Linked DNA regions of Homo sapiens: regions 2 and 3 are each linked to region 1. A link is an interaction called in ENCODE POLR2A ChIA-PET data of the cell type or tissue named here. Cell type or tissue: OCI-LY7. All regions are shown on one strand. Links, peaks and the distances in the headings refer to the core of each region. The heading gives the core; the rest is flanking DNA.

Region 1 (6,474 bases), core at 971-4,970:
ACTGAAGTATACATTGTGCCAATGTAATTATTGTCTTGGAGACCTTCTAGAACTTGCTAAATCATATAGCAAGAAGAGAATGAGTTCAGGCCCAGTAAATCTGGTGAGTTAATTTACATCTGTGATACTGCCGTTTTTCCCATTAAATGTGGTTATGGCAAAGCATTCTTAGGGTAATAAATAAATAAATAAACTTTGGACAATGCCTTTACTTGTGCCCTATATACAGAACTATTCCATAGAATTTTCCAGGATTTCAAGATACTACACAAAGAAAAAAACTGTAAAGCAATTTGGTCCTTTCCAAATTTCAGCAGCTGAGACTGAATTAAGTAAATCAGATGGGAGTGGGGAGAAGGGCAGAAAGCAGCCTCCCCTTACCCTATCAGCACAACCAAACCCCATGAAATCCCATTAAAAGTTGGTGAGTCTGAGAAAAGCGATCTCCACGGTTTCTCTACCTCTAGGATGTCATTTAAATTTCCATTTTGTCATCCTTCCCTGTCTTGACATTTTAAAAATCCACCCCTCCCCAACCCACCCTCCAGTTATGCTCCAAATTGTAACTCAAAAATTTTCATGTTTGTGCAGCAAAGCACATCTCAACAGCCACAAAATGTGCAAAACGTACAACCATTCACACACGTCCATACATGTGAAGACAGCTGTAGGCATTGTTTCAGCATGCAGGCATCGAACAATAAATAGCTAAATCTATAACAAACTTCTTAACAGCCAAGGGAAAGTTTAAAGTCACTTATAAATAGAAAAGAACATCTACCAAATGGCTACCAACAAAGTCCCCATTGTTCAGAAACGTTCCTGGGGAGCAGACCCCTTAGAGATTAACGGAGAGTCCAGTGGTCTTCATTCTTCAGCCAGCCCAGCCAGCTTCCCTCTCGGACCCACAGTTGGGCTTTGAATCTCCAGCAGCAGCTGGTGTGGAGGCTTCAAGCTCTGTCCTCAGAGAGAGGTGACAACCATTTCAAATTCTACACATAAATGGTGGGGCCCATGGAAATCAAATGCTGAATATGGTACAGCAAGGGAAAAGGTCCAGCTTTTCTCTCCCTTTGAGGGGCTGATTAACATTGACATTAATCCACAATTACAAGACAAGGACTAGATCACAGGTTTGTTCATTCATATTTAAACCATGTGCTACTTGCACCAAAAATCCCACCCCCCTCCCTCGCCCCTTTCCTTCATGTCCAGTTAGAGCATTTACAAGGTGCAGCAGATTTTATTCGAGTCTTGCAACTTCTTTTCCTTTTTTTCTCTTCATTAGACTTGGCCTCTCCGAAGTAGAAATCTCATATTATCTCATCGAGTGATGGAGTGAGCTGAAATAGAAGGAAAAGGAAAAAAAACAAAACAAAAAAGCATGAAGGATTTGTGTGATGCCATAGTTTTTAAATTTTTCTTATTAGCCACAAAATTTTTTTTTAAATTAAACTTGGTATGGAGCTGGACAATATTGCTTCCAAAGGTCTTACATGTTCAGTAGGAACTGTGCAAAGATATTTAAAGTACTTGCCTTAAATGCACACACGTGTGCACGTACACATCCATGCAGATGGCTGGCCTGACAAAAACAGTGGTGTCTAAAGAAGGACCTTCACTTCTTTCCTAAGCATACACACTTTCAAATCCAAACCTATATGTCTAGATGCTATTAGGAGTTGCCATCTTCTGCTTCCAACATTCATAAAATTTCTTTCTGTGGTTAAACAGAGCGACTGTAAAGTGATCACTAAGGGGTGAAAAGAAGGGAGATTCCTGTGCAAACCCTCCTTGGCCCATGTACCATGAAAGATTCCAAATTAACTTTACCATCTAGGAGGCAGACATACTAATCCTCTTATTTAAATGCATCTCTGTTATCCATTATGGCAGAAATCAGTCTCGCTTCCTTTCACATGACAATGTATCAGGCCTCAACAGCCCAAGTTTGGAGTTTATTCTCAAAGTTCGTCAGTCCACACGTAGGTGCCAGCAGCTACGGCATGCCAGTGCTACAGAATCTACGTACATCAAGTGTGAATATCAATTCAAAGTGCCGTAACCACAAAGCCTGCACATTTCATAGAGCTTGCATTTCCTCACACTGCTTACTCTTCCCATTTATTTATTTCTCATTTCATCTGGGGAAATTGTGCAGAGGGCTTTTGTATCCCTATTGCTGTAAGTCTAAGTACAGACAAAGGGAATTCTGGAGGAGCCACTCATGACCTTGCACTGAATTCTTTGCTTTTGTGTGTTCAGAAGCCTGATTCATTTCATGAGTTGTTTCTTTTGGCTGTTTCCTAACAGTGATTCAAGCTTTCAAGGCATGCCTTAGACTACGGTGTCATTGCCCCACCTCCACCTCCTTGTAACCTATATGTCAACATTAGGCCAAAAGAATGTATCTTATAATAATATAAAATTTCAAGACAATGCATATTCAAACAGGAAAAAAGGAATACACACACCCTCCCCCCAAAAAATTGCATATTCAAACAGGAACGATAATAAAAAAAAAAAGGACACACAACAACAACAACAACAACAAAATCTAGAGAAGAAACAAAGCAAATCAAAGCCTAAGTTAGGTTGAGGCCACACGGCACCATGAAAACAGAGGATAATCAAAGTAATTTCCTTTCTGCCCTTCCCACCCACTGGCAGAGCAGCAGGAGGCAGATAAAACCTCCTAGGTGGATGAGCTTTAAGACCTAGGGAAACTTTCTGTTAAACACTCTATTAATTCCGTTAGCACCTACATTTGGAGGGCAGAGGAATTTGCAGTTTGGGACTGAGACCCACCTACCCAGCACTTTAAGGCACTCCAACCCCCTCTTAAATGTTTTAGCACTATCTTGTGTAGTAAACTTTAGAAATTTTAACCAACATTCTCCCTGTCGGAAATTCAAAGAGTGGCTTTGATCAGGCGCTTACGCTGCCCTTTAAAAGCAGCAAACTTGGCCCTGTCAAATTTAGTTTTCATGTGCTTGACTCTCTCACTGGTAGCGCCAAGGGTGAAGAGGATGTTATTTCACATATAACTTAACACTTTACTTGCTCTGTTTCCCAGCGACCGGAAGGGTATGATTCAGTTCAAACACCCAGGGTAGGGTGAAGTCAAGTGTTTGCCAACATGTTCACTCTGGGCTGAAAAAGGAGGAACCAAAAGTGAAGTCTAAAGATAACAAGCAGATAATAGTCAAAGAAACCTCATTTTCCTACCACACAGAAAGCTAATTCCACTGCCATTATCTCACAGTAAGTTACTACACGTCAAGCACTGGGCTAGGTATTTTCGCCTCTTTTAACTCCCCTATCAATTGACCCAAGTCTGAGTTGGGACAGATCACAGGAGATTAAAGATCAAACCACTCATTTGACAGAGAAGCAACCTAAAACTCAGGAAGGTCTAGAACTTAAAACTAGGGCCAGAATACACATGTGGCTTCTCTCCTCTTTCTGCCTCAATTTCCTTACCTTGTTCCAAGGATTCCAGCCAGCCTGCCCATTGTCATTTTTTATGTACCACCACCCTGGTAGCAATTTTTATGGCTCTTCTGTGCAAATATAGTCAGTTCTGGACTAACACCCAACTAAGTGTGCTGTTAATTGATGCTTTCGCCTAGGAGGTTCTTTAAACCTGCTTTAGAGGTGAGTCATGCATTCATATCTCAAATGAAATAACCACTTTCAGAGCATTTGTTTATTCAAGATTACTGAGATGCCAGCAAGGCTACAAAAAACCAGTTTGGTGTGAGACACTATTAGCCCAGTTGCTCCCCAGAGGAGGTGTCTGATTGTTCCTGCTGCTTTGAAGGAGTTTCATTCCAGGAAAGCATGACATAACTCAGAACTCTGATAACTGTACGAAGGCTGGAAGAGATAACTGAAGAAGTAAAAAAAATAGCAAGCTGGAGGCCAAGTGCGGTGGCTCACGCCTGTAATCCCAGCACTTTGGGAGGCTGAGATGGGTGGATCACTTGAGGTCAGGAGTTCAAGACCAGCTTTACCAACATGGTGAAACCCCATCTCTACTAAAAATACAAAAAAGCCCGACGTGGTGGCGGGCACTGTAATCCCAGCTACTTGGAAGGCTGAGGCAGGAGAATCCCTTGAACCCAGGAGGCGGAGGTTGCAGCGAGCTGAGATAGCACCATTGCACCCCAGCCTGGGAAATAGAATAAGACTCTGTCTCAAAAAGAAAATAAAATGGCAAGCTGAAATGTGAGAGTGAGGCCAAGTTTAATGATGTTTCTAAATGAGCTGTAAGGGACAGGGAAAGAAAAGACCAATGAGATGAAACCCCTCTGTGCTTAGCTTGCCACTAGGCCTAGATCTCCTTTTCTCCCTTTGAAGTCCCCTTCAAAGGTGTGAAACATACTAGGGAAAACAGAGCCAAAAGTTCCCAAGTAAATGAGTTTGTTTTCATTGTAGTTCCTCCAAAGCAGTTACTTTCTTCTCTTATTATTAGTAATAAGCCCATGAATCACCAAAACAAGTCAACACATCCTGTGTGCGCTGGGCTATACTTACACATGCCTAAGCGATTCCTGGGGCCAATCCTAAGAATGCTTAGCAGCAAAGCAGCCGTGAGCTTTGCGAACTCTGAACTGTGTAGGCCTATTAATTATTTGAGCCAAGAGTATTCTATACTCTTAAATACACAGACAACTATTATGTACTCAGATATATGACTCAGAAACACAACTTTTGTTAGCCTTGACAATAGGGTCGGCCTGACTGATTAACTCTGAAAGGCCATAGTTTGGGAAGTTTAGGTGGCTCTGTGTTATCTGCACAAATTTCTGCTATGTACATGCAACCTTTTACAAAGACAGATATAGATTTATCTTTAAAGGTAATAAACGCCTTAAAGGGGGCTACTTTTTAAGTAAAACATTTAAAATAAGCTAATAATTTTGGAGAGAATAAACTAGGAATGAATTTGAGCAATACATTTTTAAACCCTAATCATTCTACAAAGGGTTTGAGGAAGCAAAATTTGAATATAAATGAAGTATCACCTGGGATGACATTGGTGTCATGGATGTGAAGCTCAAGTTTATTCGGTGGCAGTGCAACACGATGCTCCAGTGCTGATGCCCTAGAGCCAGACCCCCTGCATTGACTTCCTAACCAGCTCCACCTCTTACTAAGCTCTGCTAACTCGGGCAGCTTAGCCTCCGTAATGCATGAAGGTTTTTTCATCTATAAAATGAAGCTAGTAATAATTCCCCACGGGGTTGTTGTGAGGATAGAATGAGATGATCCGTGGGAAACACGTGGCACCGCTGCAAGCACACAGTGAGGGCTCAATAAACATTAGCTGGCATACTTAACAGAGGTCAGGGGTTCTCAACTTGGTTGTTCATTGGAATCATCCGGAAACTTTTTAAAAATACTGATGCTTGGACCCCACCCCAGACCAAATGAAACTAAGTCTCTGGGATGGGCAGTTTTTAAAAAAGCTCTTCAGGGCCGGGTGCGGTGGCTTATGCCTGTAATCCCAGCACTTTGTGAGGCCGAGGCGGGCGGATCATGAGGTCAGGAGATCAAGACCATCCTGGCCAACATGGTGAAACCCCGTCTCTACTAAAAATACAAAAAATTAGCTAGGCCTGGTGGTGGGCGCCTGTATCCCAGCTATTCGGGAGGCTGAGGCAGGAGAATGGTGTGAACCCAGGAGGCGGAGCTTGCAGTGAGCCAAGATCATGCCACTGCACTCTAGCCTGGGTGACAGAGCGAGACTCTGTCTCAAATAATAATAATAATAATAAAATAAATAAAAAGCTCTTCAGGAGATTCTGAGGCTCAGTAAAAGCTGAGAACCACTGGCTAATGCCATGGTGGGGGCTGAGGCTGTGGTCAACACAAGTGGATAAGTTCTAGGGGCACCAGCTCTCTTATTTTTACAGCTTTGGTAGTACTTCTGCAGTACAGTCTCTGTGGATCAGATCTCACCCCATGTACTGAACTTACACAATAGCCTAATTATATGCATACTTACATCTATAGCTAAACTTCTTACCTCATGCTCACTCTCTTTAGAATGTACTGCATTTAAGAAGGCAGATGTTTCCAGGTGCTGACAAATGCAGTAGGAATCAGCGAGTACGGGACAGTGGTGATGCTGTTCCACACGTCTAATGTTGGATCGTAGCAGTCCAAAGTCTTGCATCGCTGAATGCCAAAGTATCCTCCAACCACGTAGAGTTTGTTTCCAGAGGCCACAGCATGGCAGCTCATGCGCTTTGCTGTCACATCTCCCACCTTGGTCCACTGGTAAGTCTCACTGTTGAATTTATAAGCAGAGCAGGCAGAGAATTCTGTATCACCCCCCATAATAAAAATCTGGTTCCCCAGCACAGCTGCTGCTGTGTAACGCCAGGGCTGGGGACAGGTGGCCGGTACAGTCCACCTGTTTTCACACTGATCGTAACACTGAACTTTGGGGAGCTTGTCATGACT
Region 2 (5,237 bases), core at 1-4,000, 1.1 Mb before region 1:
AGAAACTCAGCAAAATGAAGGCAGCTTAAAAGACAAGAGCAAATCATTGTCTTTTAGTCAAAAGACTTCCCATAAACCATCGAGACAGAGAAAGTGAAGGTGATAGACACTCTGAGAAGGCTGAGGGCAGATGTTTTTCCTCAGGAGGAGGGTTGAGGTTTTAGCTATTGAAAGGGAAAAAGACATGTAGCAGATTTAATTATTACAAGGTCAGGGCAGTGATGGGCACAGAGATTTATGGCAAATTGAAATGACTTCCTCATCCTGGAAAGAAATTGAAGCACCTTCTTAACACTGTAAATGGGAGACAGTAATGAGCTCGGAGCCTCTCTTTGAAGATCGTGGCAACCATTCAAGGAGAGCTACACCAATGGATAAGAGAAAGGGGAAATGGCCACTTTTTTCTTAAACTGGGGCTTTGAGATTCATTTTAAGTATTGTAGAAGACAGAGAAGGACTTTAGTAGGCAGAATAATAGGCCCCCAGAGATCAAAGATATCCACATCCTAATTCCCAGGACCTGTGACTTTGTTAGGTTACATGGCAGAGAGGATTTAAGGTTGCTAATCAGTCAACCGTAAAATAGGAAGACTATCCTAGATTATCTGAGTGAGGCCAGTGTAAGCACAACAGAATTTTTTTTTTTTTTTTTTGAGACAGAGTCTCACTCCTGTTGCCCAGGCTGGAGTACAATGGCACGGTCTCGGCTCACCGCAATCTCCACCTCCTGGGTTCAAGCGATTCTCCTGCCTCAGCCTCCCAAGTAGCTGGGATTACAGGCTTGCGCCACCACGCCTGGCTAATTTTGTATTTTTAGTAGAGACAGGGTTTCTCCATGTTGGTCAGGCTGGTCTTGAACTCCTGACCTCAGGTGATCCGCCCACCTCGGCCTCCCAAAGTGCCGGGATTACAAGTGTGAGCCATCGCTCCCGGCCGCACAACCACTCTTAAAAGTCAAAGAAGGAGGCAGAAGAGAGAATCAGAGGGAGCTAAGATGACAGAAGTGGGGCCAGAGTGATGCGGCATTGCTGGCTTTACAGACCGAGAAGAGGCTGAGAGCCCGGGGCTGTGGCAGCCTCTAGACACTGGAAAGGGTGAGGAAGCGGATTCTCCCCTAAGCCTTTCAGAAAGGGAGACACACAGACCTGCCGACACCTTGATCTTAGCAAAGAGGGATTCTCATTGGACTTCTACAGAATTCTAAGAAAACAAATTTGTGTGTTTTAAGCCACTAAATTTGAGATAATTTGCAGAGGCAAGAATAGGAAACTACTGAGAGATTAAAGGGTGATACATGTGTACTGCTGACTCCACTCTCCACCCTGGAAGAGGTTTGTCCCACAAGCTAACAGCTAAAATGTTTGCATTATAATTGTCATTGCCATCCATAAGAGTGAACATGGCTAGGTGCGGTGGCTCGTGCCTGTAATCCTAGCACTTTGAGAGGTCAAGGCAGGAGGATTTAAGTCTAGGAATTTGAGACCAGCCTGGGCAACATAGTGACACCCTGTCTCTAAAAAAAATTTTTTTAAATTAATTAGCTGGATATGATGGTGCGTGCCTGTAACTCCTGACCTCAGGTGATCCACCCGCCTCGGCCTCCCAAAGTGTTGGGATTACAGGCGTGAGCCACCGTGCCCGGCCTACTATTGCTGGATCCTAACAGATGTCAATGATTTTTCACATTTCGTACTACATCACGACTGCCACCTGGCGGACAGTTGTTGTACGACAGCATTGACTGCATCCTGCTTTCAGAGCGGTTAAAATGAGGGGGAAAAAATTACCATAAATTTACCATAGTACACCTTTAAATAATGATCCTGATCCTAAACTATAATTTGACTTCCTGAGTCCTAGTTGGCACACAGCATTGATGGCATATCACTGTTGTGCAAAGCAAGTGACAAGTGCGCAGCTTACAGCGTAGGAGCAGCACATGTGGCGGCCTCCAAGCTGCTTATAGAGAAGGCTCTTACGTCAGAACTTACATTTAGCCCTGTTATTCTTTCCTTCTTTCTTTTGCAAAATGTAGACAATAGGAAATTATTTACAGTTGGCATCTTCTCTCTCAAATAAAAAATTTAATAGCAGGTCTCAGAAGATAGCCTTCCTGTTTTTTGTTTTTTGCTTTTTGCCTCAGTATTTCAGCTTAGAAAATGCCAAGATAGAGTCCTCCATTTCTATTTTGAGCATGAACTTTGAAAACGCTTGGGAGGCCCGAGTGCTTTACTGTTATTTACTAGCTGTGCAAGTCTTTATAACCCCTTGGGTCTTAGTTTCCTTGCTTGTCAAATCAATGCTTCCAAGTCCTACCAACTCTGAGGGTCTCCTGGGGGAATCCAATGAGGCCATGTGTGGAAGCATTTTGGTAACTTTTTTTTTTTTTTGAAACGGAGTTTCACTCTTGTTGCCCAGGCTGGAGTGCAATGGCATTAACTCGGTTCACTGCAATCTCTGACTCCCGGGTTCAAGCGATTCTCCTACCTCAGCCTCTCAAGTAGCTGGGATTAAGGCATGTGTCGCCATGCCCAGCTGATTTTGTATTTTTAGTAGAGACAGGATTTTGCCATGTTGACCAGGCTGGTCTCAAATTCCTGACCTCAGGTGATCTGCCCACCTCGGCCTCCCAAAATGCTGGGATTACAGGCGTGAACCACTGCACCCAGCCTTTTTTTTTTTTTTTTTTTTTTTTTTGAGACAAGTTTCGCTCTGTTGCCCAGGCTGGAGTGCAGTGGCTTAATCTCTGCTCACTGCAACCTCTGCCTCCCAGGTTCAAGTGATTCTCCTGCCTCAGCCTCCCCAAGTAGCTGGGACTACAGGCATGTGGCAACACACCCAGCTAATTTTTGTATTTTTTGTGGAGATGGGGTTTTGCTGTGTTGGCCAAGCTGGTCTCGAACTCCTGACCTCAAGTGATCCACCGGCCTCAGCCTCCCAAAGTGCTGGGATTACAGGTGTGAGCTACTGCACCTGGCCATTGGTAACTATTTAAAGCTCTATACAAACGTATGACGAGAATCACTGAAATAATATTTGGAGAGTGTTTTGCCAAGTGCCTGGTAGTTGAAACAAATTTTTTCAGGTAAAATTTTTTTTGGCTTAAAATATCTGAGGTCAGGTGCAGTGGCTCACACCTGTAATCCCAGCACTTTGGGAGGCCAAGGTAGGTGGACCCCTTCAGTCCCGGAGTTCAGGACCAGCCTGGGCAACATGATGAAACCCTATTTCTACAAAAAATATAATAAAATTAACCTGGCATGGTGGCATGTGCCTGTAGGCCAAACTACTCCAGAGGCTGAGGTGGGAGGATCACCTGAGTCCAGGGAAGTTGAGACTGCCATGACCCATGACCATGCCACTGCACTCCAGTCTGGGCGACAGAGTAAGACCCTGTCTCAGAAATAAAATAAATAAAATAAAATATTTGGAAAAAAATCAAAAAGGTTGGTTGTAAGTCTATGTAGTGTAAGGAATGTAGTCTATTTTTAGGGTTTAAATTGATGACAAATTATTTTCCTAAGGGACTGCCATTAGAGCATTGCCAAGGACTTCAAGTCCTGCTCAGCGAGTGGGCTGAGGAACACAGTTTTCTGTGTAAGCTGCTGAGACTTTAAGCCCTAGGACTCAAGAGCAGGCTTGACTCTCTCCCAGGTAAACTTGCATTTACCTGGCAGGTACGTAGGGACCTCCTGAGCTGGAGCAGATACCTCTCTCAGAACTTCAAAAAGCCAAACCTCAGAGCCCCCTGTAGTTTCCAAAATGGACCCTTCTAGAAGCTGTGGGGAAGCTTGTGACTAGGAGACAATGAACCCAGATCTGCACAAAACAGGTGAAGACAGAGGCATCCTCAAACTGTCGTGGGGCGGGAGGGGTGGTGTCACTTGGGAATTCCTTCCCCCTTTTCCTCTTGATGGACCTAATTTGAAATAATCCTTCCCAGGTCCTGACTAAATTTCTGCCAGAAGCCTTTTTTTTTTTTTTTCGACAGAGTCTCATTCCGTTGCCCAGGCTGCAGCGCAGTGTCACAAATTGGCTCACTGTAACCTCCGCCTCCCAGGTTCAAGAGATTCTTCTGCCCCAGCATCCCAGTAGCTGGGATTGCAGGTGTGCACCATCATGCCCAGCTAATTTCTGCATTTTTAGTAGAGGTGGGGTTTCACCATGTTGGCCAGGCTGGTCTCAAACTCCTGGCCTAAAGTGATCCACCTGCTTTGGCCTCCCAAGGTGCCAGGATTACAGGCATGCACCACTGTGCCCAGCTGCCAGAAGGATTATAAACCAGCATGACCCAGGCACCTGGAGATGCAGAAAATCTGACCCCCCAGTCCTGTGGCCTTGAAAAATGTGCTCAGGTAAGGATCACAGAAAATGGTCTTCGGCAGACAGAAAGATTAGTGCTGGATTTTATTATTTTGTAAATGGTTTAGCCTATTTATAACTTATGAAGCAGAAACTAAAAACAGCTTAAGTATATGTTTATTTTAATTGGAGATGGGCATATGTTTATGTATGCCAATAACTTTTTGAAAGTATGTCATTATAATGAAACTATTATAAAGATGTGCATATGGGTGCATGTTGTATATATGTCAGCAGACACATATTGACATTTATGCAAAGTTGGTTATTGGAAGTGACTGGTAGTAGATATGACTGGGCTGTTCTTGTGCATAATCTTTGGTCCCTGGAAACCCTGAAGGACTGAGCGTGACCCAGGCAGTGGGTTTCTTCCCCATCAGCTTGGTTGCTTGGCGTTTATCTGCAACTGTCTTCCAAGTAAAGCTTCCCAGGAACTAGAGTCTGGGAAAACCTTACTGGGACTTTGGGTGCCTTTAAGCCATTGGCTATGACAGAGAGAAGTTGTTACTGGAAGGCTCTTGTGACATAACTGAGGGGTTCCTGCTTAGGAGGGCTCTTTTATTTATTTTTGAAAAAAGTAGAAATGTCACCTTTTTTATGATTCAGATGATCTGAAGGCACATCCTTTGCAGTGGAAAGAGAAGAGACTCCTGTTACCTACAATAGAAGGAATAGCCTAGACTGCACTGAATGCAGTGACTCATTGTGGGTTACAGGACATACTGGAGTAAATGCGCCTTACTGGAGTGAGACTTCAGTGACAGAGGGTTGAGTTGAGACTCGTCATCTTGTCTCATTCCTAGGAGGTGCTCAGTGAATACTTATGAAAAGGAAGGGAGGGAGTGTTGAGGGAGGGAGAGAGGGAGGGAGGAAAG
Region 3 (5,237 bases), core at 1-4,000, 59 kb after region 1:
TTAGTTTCACTATGTGGGCCGGGCTGGTCTTGAACTCCTGACCTCGTGATCCTCCCGCCTTGGCCTCCCAAAGTGCTGGGATTACAGGCATGAGCCACTGCAGCTGGCCAACAAAAAGTAAATTTTAAAGGCTCTGGTGAGAATTCTGGACCTTCTTTTGGGGCTTTATATGTAAGCTAGGATACTTTTGCAGGAAGGTAACAGGAACTCTGACTCAATCTGGCTCAAACAATAGGAAAACTTATTTCACACATTAGGATGTCCAAAAGTAGGGATGAATTTAGGGCAAGTTGACCAAGTGGCTCAACAGTGTTACCAGGGATCCATATTCTTTCCATCTCTGCTCTGTCCACTTTAGTGTAGTGGCAACTAGTCCAGCTCTCACATACAGAGAAACGAAGTTTTCTTGTGATTTGCTCAGAACTCCCCCTAACCCCCACATCCTATCACTGGTCAGAATTGGTTTTTCATTCCCAAGAGTGATGGATTACCATGATGGTTTCATTATTGGTTCTTAACGGGGCTTCATATGTCACTTCAGAGTGTGGGGAAGCATTTAAAATTCCCATGCCTGAATCCCATTCTAATAGATTCTGATTCTGAAGGCATGGACGTTGGGATTTTCAAAAAACTTCCCAAGTGATTCTAATGTACAGCTTGGGGTGAGAATCTCTAGTTGGACTTACAATGGGCAGCATGGATTTGAGGAGTTAACTACAATGTTACTAGCACATCTGTTTTAAAAATTTGGCTAAAATCCTTCTAAAATGTGTTTACATTTATTTCTCAAACAGATATCATGGCTATATTTTTGGTTTCTACAAGTGGCATCATGAACCTGCTGAATTCCAGGCTAAAACCCAGGTTCAGCAACTTCTTGTCTCAATCACCCTTCAGTCAGAGTGTGATGCTTTCCCCAACATATCTTCAGATGAGTCTTGTAAGTACCTATGCAATGTGAGTGTATTATATCCCAGGTGCTCGCTGACGGACTTAAGTGCCAAAAACTGACTCCATGCTAGGAACCACTGAGTTCTCAACCAGTGAGTTTATGATTCCTATTTTAAAAATAACCTTTAAAGTCTGATTATAAAAGTAGTACATAGTCTTTGTGGAAAATTTATTAAGTACAGTAAGTGCAGAAGAAGAAATAAATCACTCATAATCCCAGCAGATAGAATTAATCACTGTCATTTTAGGTGTATTTTTTTGCAGAGTAAAACATGTAAACATTTTACATAGACATAAATACAAACATGATAAGCATTGACATGAAAATGGCAGTAATTCTGTACATGTGCTTCTTGTATTTTTGTTGTATTTTTATATCATGCTTTTTTGCAAAATACATTATAAATTAAACATGAATTTCACTAGTTTTCTGTGATATCATTTTCAATGGCTGAATAATGTTCTGTCACTATATGGATGAGCTGACTTGGGTAATCTCTTTTGGACATCTAGGTAATTTCTTAACTTTTTGTCTTTGAAAACATCTGTATCCATGATCTCTATTTATAATCTAATTTTACAGAAAGATAATGCAGAGCTAGGGGAGAGGGTGGGTACAGCAGTTTCATTTGTAATCTGCTGTACAATATAATCAACATTTAGCTGTATGATTTTGTCCTCGTTGTTGCCTAAAACGTTATTCTCTAGGGCTTTTCCCAAATTGTTTTAGAACAAATAAGTGGGCGTGCCATTTCTATAGGGTATACTGCCTGAGAATAATGTGGAATTGCACCAAGGAATCAAAGAAGGGCAGTATAAGGACATGTGTAATATAAGATTCGTGCAAGAAAGAGCAGACAGGGGAACTAAGTGTAAAGATAGAGGCTGGACGCTGTGGCTCATACCTGTAATCCCAGCACTTTGGGAGGCTGAGGTGGGTGGATCACTTAAGGCCAGGAGTTCAAGACCAGCCTGGCCAATATGCTGAAACTGCATCCCTACTAAAAAATACAAAAAGTTAGCCAAGCGTGTTGGTGCGTACCTGTAATCCCAGCTACTCGGGAGGCTGAGGCAGGAGAATCACTTGAACCCAGGAGGCAGAGGTTGCAGTGAGCTGCAATCATGCCGCTGCACTCCAGCCTGGGGGACAGAGTGAGACAGTCTCAAAAAAAAAAAAAAAAAAAAAAAAAAAAAAAAAAAAAAAAAAAAAAAAAAGATAGGATGCCACAAATTTAGAGAAAAGAGCAACTCCATTACCCCCAGACTGCCTCACAGTTAAGTACATGTCTTCATCCTGCTGGTTTAGATGAGATTTCTCAATAATACATCTCTTTGAAAAAAAGCTTTCTTTCTCTTCAATTCCATAGCTGTTCTTAGAAGAGAAATAGGAAAATTCACCAACATCAGGTATCATTTCAATTGATACTCAGCACTCAGACACCATGTGAAGTAGGTTTTGCAACCTGAATTGAGATGGAAATGGTCATTACGTTGCCAAGGAATCTTTGCTGTCCATTGGCAATACAGATAACAGATTGTAAATTCCACAAAATGAAATGTATCGAGACTAGAGAGTCATAGCTTATCTTTCAGTCAGTTCTACAAACCCTCTTTATTCTGAAAGGGAAGTTTCTTGAGACAAGGTTATTGTGAAATTTTCAGCTGAAGAATAAACTAGTTTTTAGTCTTTAAACTAGTTGATGATGATGATAAAAGTAACACATATGAATGGAAATAACAAGATATCAAATGTCCAGAGTGGGAGGACATGTTGGAGGAGGTGACACATGTTAAAGCACCACTATTTATTAAAAATAAAAATATGCATGCCCTGAGAAGTGGACTAGTTTTTACTGCAGATAAATGGACACATAAATCAAGGATGTTTGATGCAGTTTGCCTGTAATGTGAAGAACTGTCAATAAAACTCAATGTCCATCAATAGAGGAATGGCTAAATACATCTTGTCAATCTATACTAAACAGTATAATCACAACAGTTAAGAATAAAGAAGCAGTATTACTGAGAACACACATGGAGAACTGACAAGATAAACTGCTGAGTTGAACAAAGGAAGCTGTATAATTATGTGTAGAGGTGGACCCTGTTTATATATCAACACACGTGCAGGAACACACGCATAAAGCAATACTATATTTTCTCCTTCCGTGTACATCTATGTCAAGCCTAAGAAAATGCCCGATAAGTATTTCCTCTGAGGAAGGTAGAGGGAGTTAGGTGAGTATCTCAAAGGAGATTTTAGCCTTATCTATATTATATTGCTTTTAAACAGAATATATAGATATGTCATTTGTATATTCACCCTCCAAAACAAATGTATTTATGGTGCAAAAAGATACAGAATGGGCTAACTGAAAAGTCAATGATATAATTCCTTTCACACTTCAGGGAAGTGATCATTGTTAACACTAATAACTTGGTTGTGAAGTAAAAATGGAAATTCTATAGCTATGTGTCCATATATTTAGAAAACCAAATTTCTAATTGTTATATGTATTTTCCACTGAGTTGAATTACAGTCCTGTTTAATATCAGCCAGTTGTCAACTATTAGAAAATAATTGGTATCAAATATATGCAATATATTAATGTTTTTTAGGTGACTGTGCTATTTCTGGAAGATCTCAAAACTAGAATGTGGCAAAAAAATGTTTTTAAACAGTGACCAATGGAGCAGTGAGCTCTAGGTAGCTGATTAAGAATTTGATACAGGCTGGGTACAGTAGCTGACACCTGTAATCCCAACACTTTGGGAGGCTGAGGCCGGTAGATGGCTTGAGCCCAGGAGTTCAAGACCAGCCTGGGCAACATGGCAAAACCCTGTCTCTACAAAAAAAAAAAAAAAAAAGAAAGAGAAAAATTAGCCAGGCGTGGTGGCACATGCCTACAGTCCCAGCTACTTGGGAGGTCGAGGCTGCAATGAACCGTGATTGTGCCACTCCACTCCAGCCTGGGCAGCACAGTGAGACTCTGTCTCAACAACAACACAAGAATTTGCTATAGATGTAGAGGAAACATAATTAGACTATGCTCATAAATAGCAATATAGTTCTTAGCCTGGCATTGGCTAACTCATCTAATGGAGTGTGGTTATCTAATGGAAAAGGCTATCTTGTCAGAAGACTATCACCTGAGATGCTCACACTACTGATAGAGCACTTTTGCCTACCTGCAGCTAACTATTCTGTGAGCATCTGAATGGTGGTGGTGGTAGAAGGTGATAAACCACCCCAGAGGACACAGTATTAAATCATTAATCTCCAGCCCATCAGTGTCTTTGCCGTGGCAAAGTCCAAAGCTGTTACACCCTTTAGCTTTCAATCTCTTTACCATCTGTGGGTTTACTATGTGGTTGATTCCACTCCAGACCTCTCTAAAAGACTAAATGACTATTGGGCCAACCTTAGAGTGTGCTTCAAAGATTGAAAGATTAGCCTCTCACCAGAAGCAGCTAACTGGAGTCCCATTCTGGATGATGTGAACTTTTAATTGAGTGGGACAAAGCTGAATTATTTTTATTGAGTGAGACAAAGCTGAACTAAGCTAAAGGGATTTGGAGAGTAAGTCTTAAGGCAGATTTGGATGATACTGAGGGAAGGTGGGTACAGGGCAAGTAGAAAATTCTGAATGCAAAAGAGTGGAGATACTCTCTGGCCTTAAAGGGAGTAGATTTGAGCGACACCTAGGGCGTTACCAAGGATTAGTAGGAACTGAGGAATGTTTGCACTTTCAACTAAACTCTTAGCTTAACTAGGACCCTACTCTGTTGAGGAGAAGTTGGAGAGACTAACTCTTTTAGGAAAATGAGGAAACATGGAGTTGACACCCAAATTCCCGTTCTGAGTGACTCAAGTGACTGGATGGTGGTGCTGTGACTCACTGAAATGAGGAACACAGAAGACCAGCAGGTTGAAGTGTGCGGAGGAGGGAGGGAAGAGTTCTGTTGGGGCATGTGGAGTCGAAGGAACCTGCAGGACATCCAAATGGAGATGTACAGGAGGCAGTTAGAGAAATAGGTCATGTGCTTGGGAGAAAATAATAGTCCAGAAATATCAATGACATGTTTAGGAAACTTATTGTGTGTCATTGAGGGATTAACAAAAGTGTGTGTGTGATTTTAAATCCTCAATACAGATACTTTACTTGTGAAAGAACCAGTGGCTGTCCTTAAGGCCAACAGAGTTTGGGGAGCATTACGAGGTAAGTTCCATGCAGTTTCATTGTTACTTTCCAGTAAAGGAAAATTTTCAGTTGGTGCTTTGTGAA

What was found. Peaks named below come from ENCODE experiments on the same cell type or tissue, not always from the same donor. Only the 100,000 strongest peaks of a DNase experiment are listed, where the experiment ranks them.
Region 2: POLR2A ChIA-PET joins it to region 1 with 7 read pairs; 1 of 35 experiments calls an interaction of 5 or more read pairs at or near these places.
Region 3: POLR2A ChIA-PET joins it to region 1 with 7 read pairs; 4 of 35 experiments call an interaction of 5 or more read pairs at or near these places.

What each region holds. Positions count from the first base shown.
Region 1 is chr5:74,628,650-74,635,123 of GRCh38, forward strand. It overlaps ENC1 (ectodermal-neural cortex 1), which reads right to left. Exons shown (of 3, transcript NM_003633.4): 2 at 6,035-6,474; 3 at 1-1,343. The coding sequence ends at 6,067. Among named protein-coding and RNA genes, the nearest start is that of ENC1, 8.8 kb to the right of the region's middle. RefSeq lists an enhancer at 2,260-3,073. In OCI-LY7, for the core only: no CTCF peak of the experiment used is centred there; a DNase peak (open chromatin) is centred at 3,112; H3K4me3 peaks cover 1,211 bases; H3K27ac peaks cover 2,025 bases.
Region 2 is chr5:73,535,284-73,540,520 of GRCh38, forward strand. No RefSeq gene overlaps it. Among named protein-coding and RNA genes, the nearest start is that of ANKRA2, 28 kb to the right of the region's middle. In OCI-LY7, for the core only: CTCF peaks have their summits at 1,753 (motif pointing left) and 1,958; a DNase peak (open chromatin) is centred at 1,698.
Region 3 is chr5:74,688,534-74,693,770 of GRCh38, forward strand. HEXB (hexosaminidase subunit beta) reads left to right here. Exons shown (of 14, transcript NM_000521.4): 2 at 795-940; 3 at 5,106-5,171. Among named protein-coding and RNA genes, the nearest start is that of HEXB, 5.9 kb to the left of the region's middle. In OCI-LY7, for the core only: no CTCF peak of the experiment used is centred there; no DNase peak of the experiment used is centred there.